Regions from separate parts of the Homo sapiens genome. Here region 1 is linked to region 2. A link is a contact called in ENCODE Hi-C data. All regions are on one chromosome and are shown on one strand. Each heading gives the region's core, a stretch centred on a gene start or an enhancer-like site at or near the end of the contact. The rest is flanking DNA. Distances are from core to core; before and after follow the strand shown.

Evidence for each region. Hi-C counts contacts between places; a loop is a spot of excess contacts on that map. Pooled maps may share reads with other maps.
Region 1: a map of PC-9 shows a loop between it and region 2 (15-fold over the local background). The contact joins two enhancer-like sites. A Hi-C loop is called at or near these places in 2 of 168 maps with a recorded cell type or tissue (PC-3 and PC-9) and 8 of 50 pooled maps.

The regions. Positions count from the first base shown.
Region 1 is chr12:92,567,354-92,572,671 of GRCh38, reverse strand. The region is part of intron 1 of LOC105369905 (a long non-coding RNA gene); the gene reads right to left. Among named protein-coding and RNA genes, the nearest start is that of LINC02397, 100 kb to the right of the region's middle. RefSeq lists an enhancer at 2,021-2,150. Within about 2 kb of position 2,136, at least 5 of the 41 ENCODE cell types and tissues checked have a DNase peak (open chromatin) inside an H3K27ac peak, as active enhancers do.
Region 2 is chr12:92,077,196-92,082,583 of GRCh38, reverse strand. All of the region lies in intron 1 of LINC01619 (long intergenic non-protein coding RNA 1619), which reads left to right. Among named protein-coding and RNA genes, the nearest start is that of LINC01619, 63 kb to the left of the region's middle. RefSeq lists enhancers at 4,057-4,351, 3,700-4,899. Within about 2 kb of position 2,128, at least 10 of the 41 ENCODE cell types and tissues checked have a DNase peak (open chromatin) inside an H3K27ac peak, as active enhancers do.

The DNA.
Region 1 (5,318 bases), core at 887-3,386, 490 kb before region 2:
CCCAAATCTAAGGGTTCCTGTGATATTAATCACAGACGAATAGCTCCAGCTATGACTATGAAGAGCTACTTTAAAGTTATTAACCATTCATTTAGCAATTATTTACCAATACCTCCTTTATTATAGGCAATGTGCTGCTGAACAACAGAGACATGGCCTCTGACCTCATGGTGGAGGAGAAAAAAATTCAAATTATACAAATAAACATATAATTACAAACTGTGCTATGTGCTATGATGAAAAGATGCAGAAAAGTGGGAGATCATATCACAAGGAGGCCTAACCTAATCTAGCGATCAGAAAAGACTTCCTGGAGGCAGTGGCAATTGAGTCAATATCAGAGGGATGAGTGTAGTTAACTAGGAGGAAGGCAGGGGGAATGAGAGAAGAAAATTACTGGAAGAATGATGAGCATGTACAAAGGCCCTGAGGCAGAAGGAAAGAACTTTGAGTCTGTGGTAGTTGGACACTGCTGGCCCATGGGATAAATTTAGTTTGTAAATATTTTTCTGTTTTGGCTCACAGACTCTTTTGTGAAGATTTGAGCCCCAAAGAGTAAATATTCTGATTTCAAGCTCCTCTTGAATCATCAAATGATGTGGCAACCCTGGTCCCTGTGGGCTTCATGGCTGCAATGACAAGTGCTAAGTATCTGGCCAGTTTTTTTGGTTGTTTGTTTTGGTTTTGCGACGGAGTCTCACTCTGTTGCCAGGCTGGAGTACAGTGGCGTGATCTCGGCTCACTGCAACCTCTGCCTCTCGGGTTCAAGCGATTCTCCTGCCTCAGCCTCTTGAGTAGCTGAGACTACAGGCATATGCCACCACGCCCAGCTAATTTTTTGTATTTTTAGTAGAGATGAGGTTTCACCGTGTTAGCCAAGATAGTCTTGATCTCCTGACCTCAAGTGATCCGCCCACCTCAGCCTCCCAAATTGCTGGGATTACAGACATGAGCTACCGCATCTGGCGGTATCTGGCCAGTTTAAGTGAGGCACACACTCTCCATTTCATCAGTCTTCCTACTCCTAATTTTCTCCCTAACATCAAAGCAAGGCTTCAGTTATCGTTTATCATCATATTTGCACTGTTGCTTTTCTTATAGTGGATAATTGTTTCTTGATATTGTTGTCTCCACCAAAAATTAAAGATAGACCAAGAGGATCACGTGCTTTTCCTCAAACTCAGTGTGTGCCGTTCATGTACTTTATGGCTTGGTGACTGTGGACATTTAAATTTCCCCTGCTCTTACTTTGGAGGAAACAGAATAAAGGCCCGTAGGGTGTCTCACTATGTAACTGTCTAAAATCTGTTGACTGTTTTCTCTGCTACCAACGCTTAGTGAGAATGGGAAGTGAACTCCACTCCCTGGGCAAGCAGGGAGAGCTGAATATCTAATTGATTTTTAGTCAAAGATATAAAAAAATCCTAGCTCCACTCTTCTAAAATGTAAGACTGCACTTGTTTTTAATTGCTACTCAATATATTAAGAATTTATACTATATTAAGCAAAACAGATCTCCAGATCCCCTGCCCTGGAGAACATATGCTACTCATTTTTTTCTTTGTTGGAGAAATTAATCTTGCCATCTCCAAACCCTTGTTTCTTACATATTAGCAAGACATTAAAAATTAATTTTGAATGTTTCCTAAACACTTAAAAACACGTCACGTAAGTGCAGGTATCTCTGGTATCATGAAGAGCCCTGGTCTGTGACCTAAGAAACAGTTTGCAGTTAGTTTTGCACAGTTAATATGTTACCCAAAGATAGAGTGTAAGTCATGCCACATATTCAGAGCACTAGAGGAACTCACTGGGGGAATTTGTGAATTATTTTGTAAAGTAAAGAACTTGAAGGTAATATGCAAAGTCGCTCAATATATTCTTTTTGTAAGAACGGAGTATTCTATTAGGAATTAATACAGTGTCTTTGCACTATATATGTGCTATGATGCCTAAAATATCCGTTTCCTTATATGTAACCAAAATTACTGATGGAGTTCTATTTATGTTTGCCTTATGCATCCTGGTCTACAGTTTTTCCCTTGCTTTCTTTTCTTCTTTCTGCCATGTGTCACTAAGCCCTGCTACACATCAAATCTTCAGCTTAAACTCAACCAGCAGAGGGTGCTGTTTGAGCACTTTAAATGGACTCCTCATCTTTTTGTTTTCCAAAGAGAACAATATGGGAATAATAGGCTGGGATGATATTCAATAGGCAAGATGCTGGCAAGAGAGTATGCATCAGTGATCAGGTTTCAGTATCGTTTTGCAGAAAAATCCCTTTGTTCTCTGCTGCACAAAAGGACATTCTTTGCAAAATGCACATACAGTTTCTGGTGATAAATGCATGTGTTTAAAGGTAGATGGTGATAAATGCATGTGTTTAAAGGTAAGATGAAGGGGGTGCTGGTGGTAGAGTGGAATCGGCTTCTAAATTTACTAAGTACTTGTATCCCTTTTAGGCTTGGTGTTCTGAATCAAGATATCAGCCCCACGTGTTCTCAGCTTGCTGGTAAATGATCATGAATAATTCCTGTAGTAGCAAATGACATAATAAAATAATCAGGCATTCCCTGCCCTTTGTAGATCAATGAGCACAGATGTCTCCAAATGGAAGGCGATACTGGAGAACACTCTACATCTTGTTGGGTTTGAACATTAGAGAATTAATGGCTGTTTATCAAAATAAAGTGAGCATCTCCCTGTCCTGAAATCATGTTCAGCATTAAATATATTGTAGAAGAATACTTTGTCGCTTAAGTTTTACATAAATTTGATCAACTGTGTCTAATAGTGGATTGCACATGTCTTAGTAACATTTGTATACTTGAGTTTTTATATTAACCATTTAAAAATTTTATCAAAAAGAGAAAATTCCATATAACAACAATAACAAAAGACAAAAGCACTCCAGCTGAAGAGTAATCATTCCTGTCCCACTCCTCTTATCCTCAATGTCTCTCCACACATGTAACTTTTAATTTTTATAGCATTTTTTGGTTAGTAACCTCTCTATCTCTGAATAATATGCTTACATTGATAACTCTTGAGTTATTAGTTTTATATATGATATTTGTTTTCCTACACTGACAGATGAGAATGTAACTTAAGTCACTCAATATCTCCCGTTAGTCATATTTCTATTTTAGACCTTTATTGGTTATGTAAGGAAAACATTTGTTCCTTTAACAGTAAGCAATTTATTGTGAGTCCTCATCTTTTCAGTCCTTTTCTTCCACTTCCATCTCCCAATAAAAAGGCATTCTTCCTTTTTCTTGAGCATCTAGTATTGCTGATGTGAAATTTAATGCCAGCTTGATCCTCATTCTTTGGCAGATAACCTGCTTTTCCTTTCTGCTTTTTTCTTGAAGTCATGATCCTAGATGGAAGTCTTCTTACAGCCACTGGCGAGCTCTTCTGATCTGAAATCTTGTATTTCAGCTATACAAACTCTCCTCTATCATTCACATTAACAATTTGCTTCCCTCCGTTTTTGCTGTTCCTACATGATGTTGAGATTAGTAAGATTTGCCTTCTGCTCTCTAATTGTAATTCCATCATCTTTGTCTGTAACTTTGTAAATCAATGAATAGTGTTTACACGGGGACTCAAAACAGTATTGTTTATCACAGTGTCAAGAAGTGTGCTGTTATATTTCCTGTCTTGTACAGCTTTTAATTTTTCTGAAGTTGCTAACTGGCTTTTTAAAAGTACTATTTGCCTTTATTACGTGCCCAACTTTTTTGTCCATTGCATCAGAGATTTGGTTAAAATTTTTCCAGAAACTTCCTTCTTCTGAAGCTACTTCAGGGAAGAGTGCTTCATCCTGTTACTCTTGTCTGTACTTGTTGTCTAGGCCTCCTATACAACTGTCTCTTCTTTGTTGGGCTGCTTTCCTCATTTGTGGAACTCCAGCCTTTTATTGAAAGACACACTCAACACAATTCCTAAGAAACTGTATGTGAGATGCAGCTTTTCTGATTCTTTGAATGTGTGAAAATCAGTACATGCAAATGTGATCTATGTTCACACCTGTATAGTAATTTAATTAGGTATAGAGAATATAGTTTAAAAATATGTTTTCCTCAGAATTTTAAAGGCATTATTCCTTTTTCCTGAGCATTTAGTATTGCTAATGTGAAATTTAATGCCAGCTTGATTCTCATTCTTTTGCAGATGATATGATCTGCTTTTCCTTTCTGCTTTTTCCTTTGAGCCGTGATCACGTGGTAGAAGTCATTTTACAGCCACTGGTGGGCTCTTCCCATCTGAAATCTTAAGGCTTTCAATTGAACAGAATCTCTTTTATCATTCAAATTAGCAATTTGCTTTCCTCCCGTTTTGTTACTTATTTTTCATAATTCCTACTAATTATCTGTTAGTCTTCCTGGTTTGATCTTTAACAGTAAAATAGTAACCAATATTATCTATTTTTTAAAAAATATTTTAAGTTCTAGGATACACGGGCAGAACGTGCAGGTTTGTTACATAGGTATACACATGCCATGGCGGTTGGCTGCACCCATCAACGTGTCCTCTACATTAGGTATTTCTCCTAATGCTATCCCTCCCCCAGACCCCCACCCCCCGACAGGCTCTGGTGTGTGATGTTCCCCACCCTATGTCCATGTGTTCTCATTGTTCACCTCCCACTTATGAATGAGAACATGTGGTATTTGGTTTTCTGTTCCCGTGTTAGTTTGCTGAGAATGATGGTTTCCAGCTTCATCCATGTCCCTGTAGAGGACATGAACTCATCGTTTTTTATGGCTGCATAGTATTCCATGGTGCATATGTGAAACATTTTCTTTATCCAGTCTATCATTGATGGGCATTTGGGTTGGTTCCAAGTCTTTGCTATTGTGAATAGTGCCTCAATAAACATATGTGTGCATGTGTCTTAATAGAATAATTTATAATCCTTTGGATATATACCCAGTAATGGGATTGCTGGGTCAAATGGTATTTCTAGTTCTAGATCCTTGAGGAATCGCCACACTGTCTTCCACAATGGTTGAACTAATTTACACTTCCACCAACAGTGTAAAAGCGTTCCTATTTCTCCTCATCCTCTCTACCATCTGTTGTTTCCTGACTTTTTAATGATCGCCATTCTAACTGTTGTGAGATGGTATTTCATTGTGGTTTTGATTTGCATTTATCCAGTGACCAGTGATGATGAGCTTTTTTTCATATATTTGTTGGCCACCTTAATATCCTTTTGAGAAGTGTCTGTTTACATCCTTCACCCACTTTTTGATTTTTTTTTTTTTGAAATTTGTTTAAGTTCTTTGTAGATTCTGGATATTAGCCCTTTG
Region 2 (5,388 bases), core at 879-3,378:
ATTTGCAGTGAGATTCTTTCAACTAATAAAAACATAGCTAGTTCTTCTTAGTAATACTTTGAAATCTAACTGTGTTATCTCTTGGAATATTTTATTTGTACCCTGTGGAAAAATATGCATCTCATTCAGACAATCATGTTGTCTTCTCTCTGTCTAAAATTATTGATACATTGATTTTAAAAACACTCATACACACACAGAAATAGGGAGAGAGAGAGAGAGAATATATATAATAGGTCAAGAAAGAATTTGAGAGGTTACCTCTTTCTTCAGGCAGGACTATATCTGAATGATTCTGAACAGATAAATATCTATCCTAGGAATGGAAATGAAATTTTTTCCCCTAAGGGAGCTCTAAATATATTTCAGTCTGCTCATTTGCAAGAGTCATTTACATTGATTTCCATGAACCATTCCTAGGTCTATTCTTCATACAACCCTTGACTTATCAAAACCTCTCTTCCTCTCTTTCTCGCTCTCTTTCTCCTATTTATTATTCATTCAATTCATATTGAGTGCCTACTCTGGGAATGGTCTTGTGCAAGGCATTATGAGAATCTCTGAGAAGTGAAACATATAGTTCTACCCCAAATAACTTACACTCTACTGGGGAAGCCAGAGTTTGGGCCTAAGGAAAAGTTAAATGACTCCACAAGAGATGCTTATAAGATATCAGACAGTGAAGTGCAAATGAAGGATAATAACAGATAAATATGAGTAATGATGATGGCAGAATAAGCGTCTGTTGAGTACCTGCTGTATGCTAGGCCCCTGTGTGTGTTGTCTCTTTTTAATCCTCAACAAACTGTTGAAATAAAGATTTTTATACCCATTTATATAATTACAAAATATTGGATATGAGTATTCAAACTGACTCAGCTTTATCTGAATCTAAAACTCATGTTCATTTCACTGGGCCACACTTTCTTTGAACTTCACAGAAAGCAATGCTCCCTGTGGACTGAAATGTTTCTGGAGGAAGTAGCAATTGTTAGATTCCTATATCAAGCATCTACGCTGTGTCAGGCACTTGCTAGATCTGTACTCCCATTGTTAAAAATGAGGAAACTGAGGCACAGAAAGGCCAAGTAACTTGCCCACAGGCACGTATTAAGAAAGTGTTACAGCCACTATATAAATCCCAGATAGTCTGATTCCCAACGTAATTCTGCCTCCTGCTTTGTGCTGGATATCAGAGACATAATTTTGAGTGGCACAAGAAGGTTTTCTTAGTCTTTATAGAGTAATATGGAAAGAAATGTATATGATGAAGTGTGATAACTATTTTGATAGAGGAAGTAGAATGCTGTGGGGATACAGAAAAGTGTTCATAATCTAGACAAGAAGAAAACAGAGAATGCTTCCAAAGGAGAAGTTTTTAAGTCAAAACCTGAGGGATGAGTAGAAGAGAGCCAGGGAAGGAAGAAAGGAAGATGGGCAGTTAGTCACAGCCTATACCCTAACTCAGTGATTCGTTCACAAAGCAGCCAACTGCTTCTATTAACGTCTTCCCTCAATATCCACTGGGTTCACTCCTTAATTTCATTTAGGTCTTTATGCAGATGTGACCTTCTTACTGAGATCTCACCACCCTATTTAAATTACACCACACCCCCACGCTACCAATTTCTCTCCATGTCATTCATTTAACTGCCTGTTTTATTTATTTGTTGTGTTTTAAAATTGTCTCTTCCCTCCCATATGAATATGTGCTCCCTGAGAACAATTTTCTTTCTGTTATTTTCATTGCTATATCTTAAGCACCTAAGACAGTGCTTGCAACATAATAGGCTCTCCATAAATACGTTTGGGCTCTCCATAAATACTTGCTGAGTGAATGTTGAGTGGATGAACTAAGAGTTCCATAAATTCCTGACTTCATGATTGCTGTCGCATGTGACTCAGACATACTTTCACTCAGGTTTCTCAGTAAACACTTCCCGATGTCCTTAGAATGTCATGCTCCATTCTAAATACTCTAGGAGGCCCCAGGCTATGTGGTGGGCAGGTTCCTTTCACCAGGGTGCTTTTTATCTCCCTAAACTCAATAAACCACAAAGAGAATTTTCTCCAACTTTGTGTAGTACAGTGGCTTTTAGTTTCTGTTTCTATCCATCACCTGCACAGTGACAAAGACTCTCTTCTGTGCCAACTTTAGTCAGGGTCCTTTGAAACTTCTTCTCGTCTAGGCTTCTAATTTGGCCTGTTGAGCCCCATTTTTGCAAATAATCCTGCTAAGTCCTTCAAGAATCTCTCATCCTTACCAATTGTTGATCCACTGACCTCCTCACTCTCCTCATTGGGTATAAATCTCCAGCTGTCTTTGCAATAATTAGGAGTTGAGTTCAATCCCTCTCCTCTTTTGCAATAGTCTTGAATAACATCTTGGCTGTTTGTAACAAGTGTGTGGTGCAAACATTTTTTATTTGGCAATGTTCTCTTTTCAATTTTATTTCCATAAAGAAGTTTGTTTCTGCTGGGCACGGTGACTCACGCCTGTAATCCCAGCACTTTGGGAGGCTGAGGGGGGCAGATCACGAGGTCAGGAGTTCGAGACCAGCTTGGCCAACATGGTGAAACCCTGTCCCTATTAAAAATACAAAAATTAGCCAGATGTGGTGGTTCACGCCTGTAGTCCCAGCTACTCGGGAGGCCGAGGCAGGAGAATTGCTTGAACCTGAGAGGCAGATGTTGCAGTGAGACAAGATCGCGCCACTGCACTCCAGCCTGGGCGACAGAGCAAGCCTCCATCTCAAAATAAATAAATAAATAAATAAATAAATAAAGTTTATTTCTAGATCTCTTTGCCCAATTAATCCTCTGAATCTCATCCCTGTGGTACCTTCCTGTGTTATGGTGTTTGTCACACTAAAATTTAATAATATGCTTTCTGATTTTTGCTTAATTAATAAGACCTTTGGCTTTTGGTTGACTATGTTTAAATATGAGTACACTATAAAAATATTTAATATATCAGAGCCACTATATGTAGCCTGTTTTGTCTATGTCAATAAACTTCTATTATTTTCTCAGATAGTTTGCTTTATAAACATAGGCTGACAGTTGGTACTTTGCTCCTTTTTTTAATATTCAGATGAAGGTACTGAAGCAGAGATTCCAAAGCCTGTTTTCTGATCGCAACAGAATCTAAAGACCTTAGAGGAGGCAAGAGTAACTCATTTGATCAGAGAGGAAGAGGAGAGAGGAGACAGAGAGAGAGAGAGAGAGAGAGAATGAGAGACAGACAGACTGAGTAGAATGAGAATATTAGGTGCCTGACTAGGAAACTGCAGAACAAGGTGATTACTCCTTCATCCTCCCCCTCCCCTCATGGAGTTGCCAAAGAGACTTGAAGTTATATTGTCCTGGTGATGGAACACTGTGGTTATGGTTACTGTGTAACTTTTGAAAATAATTTTTGGAATCATTGGTTTGCCAAGTAAAGTCCATTCATGTGCTATTATGTCATTATACCAGGAGAAGAATGGCATATTAGAAATAAAAACTGGAAAGAAAACTTGAAGTTAATGTCTAGTTTCTGCCCACGTGATGTGACTGGACCTTCTGTATAATGATGGCCATGCTTACAGCAGTCTGAGCAGACCAAGGTCAGAATAGCAACCTGCTCCCTGCTATCACTTCTATTACAGTCACCTCATTTCAGCCCTTGGACACAAAGCAAACTTTATTTGGAATTTTCCTGGCTGGTGAGACATCCACTCAAGGATTTTTTTTAGGTCATCTATTTCTTGTTTCTCCAATATGGATTCAGGAAAAAAATGGATCTAATTATGAACCTTTTGATCAATCAATTAGATGTTTCCTTGGTCTTTGAGCAGAAACTTAACATGGAATTCCTGAAGGTCAAATACATAACTCTGAATAAAATATTGAAGCGGGTTTCAAGTTTCATAACTACTGAATTTTGAGATAAGTGTTTCCATATGTTTCTACTGATGAATCAACCTATAGTCACTTCATAGTTTCACTCAAAAACATTTTTTTCCTTTCCCAGTTTTGTTTTTCTATTACATTTGTGTTTCTCTTCATCCCACATGAAATCTTCTATTCCCAAGAGAGCTCCTGAATGAGAAAGAAGAGAGGACAAAACAATGAAGTGTGAGCACGGAGTCAGTTGGGCAAAGTCCCAAGATATCTTCACAAGAAGGAATAACAAGGGTGGAGTGCACAGTAGGAGCAAAAAGTTGCTGAGTCACATAGAGACTAATGTTCCCACACTAGGATAGGAAGATCTTGGTACACAGACAACAGTTTGTCTGCAAGTCTTTTCCAGGGTTACTGGGCTGCCTAAACCAAACCACCCCTTCAGGCTTACAATAGTATGATGTTCAGCGACTCATCTCTTAAGACTCTTCCTTTTGACTCTTGTCATGCCTTCCCCATAAAGATCATTTCATGAATGGTTTGTCTGTGGTTCAGAGAGAGACATGTAAAAAGCTTAAATAGTATAAGGTAGGGTCTAGGATTAGTGAATTAATTCAACACATATTTATTGAACATATATTATGCATCAGTCATGTTTTTCTCTAGGAATTAGAAATAGAGTTATGGGTCACTGCTCCATTGAGCTTCCGTTCTAGCGATAACTGGGGAGTGGTGAAGAAGTCAGACATTCAGCAGATAAGTCAATGAACAAACATGATTATTTCTGAAGGTAACGTTTACCAAGGAAATAGGCCTGGGGGTTACCACTGAAAGTGATGAAGGGAAGGTGGAAGTGAAGTGTTCCAGGCAGAGGGAGCATCATATGCAAAAATAGCATGTGCAGATGAGAGTGGCTTCCATCCTTTTTTTGTCAGCTTCAAAGGCTTCTAGGAGCCATGGCAGAAGCTGTGATATGCCCAGAGGGCCCTGCAGTCTGTTGATGTTTCAAATCTAGGGAAACACAAGGGCCCTAGGCAGCATAGCCCTGACCTAAGAAAAAGAGGGTGATTAAACACCTCATGTCTTCTTTTGTCATTTTTGCTATTTTACCTCCCCTCTCAGTCTCTACCCACTTCTAGAACAATCTCATCTTTAGGGGTAGCTGCAAACAAGTCCCCATGGAAATGCTGAATAAAAGTATTTGAGGAACTTCTGTAAATAACTTTGAGAAATGATACCATAATTTCACTGGGCTTTGAAAAAAGTGCTACACTGTGGAATAATGAGTTTTATTGTAGTACATTAAGTCACTGATTCTCAACTGGGAGTGATTTTGCTCCTCTGTCTCCTTCCCCCAAGAAGACATTGGTAATGTCTGAAGACACCTATGATTGTCACAACTTGGGATATGAGACATCTAGTGAGTAGAGACCAGAGAGACACCATTAACCATGTGATAGCACACAGAACAGTCTCCCTACAACAAATAATTATCTAGGCCTG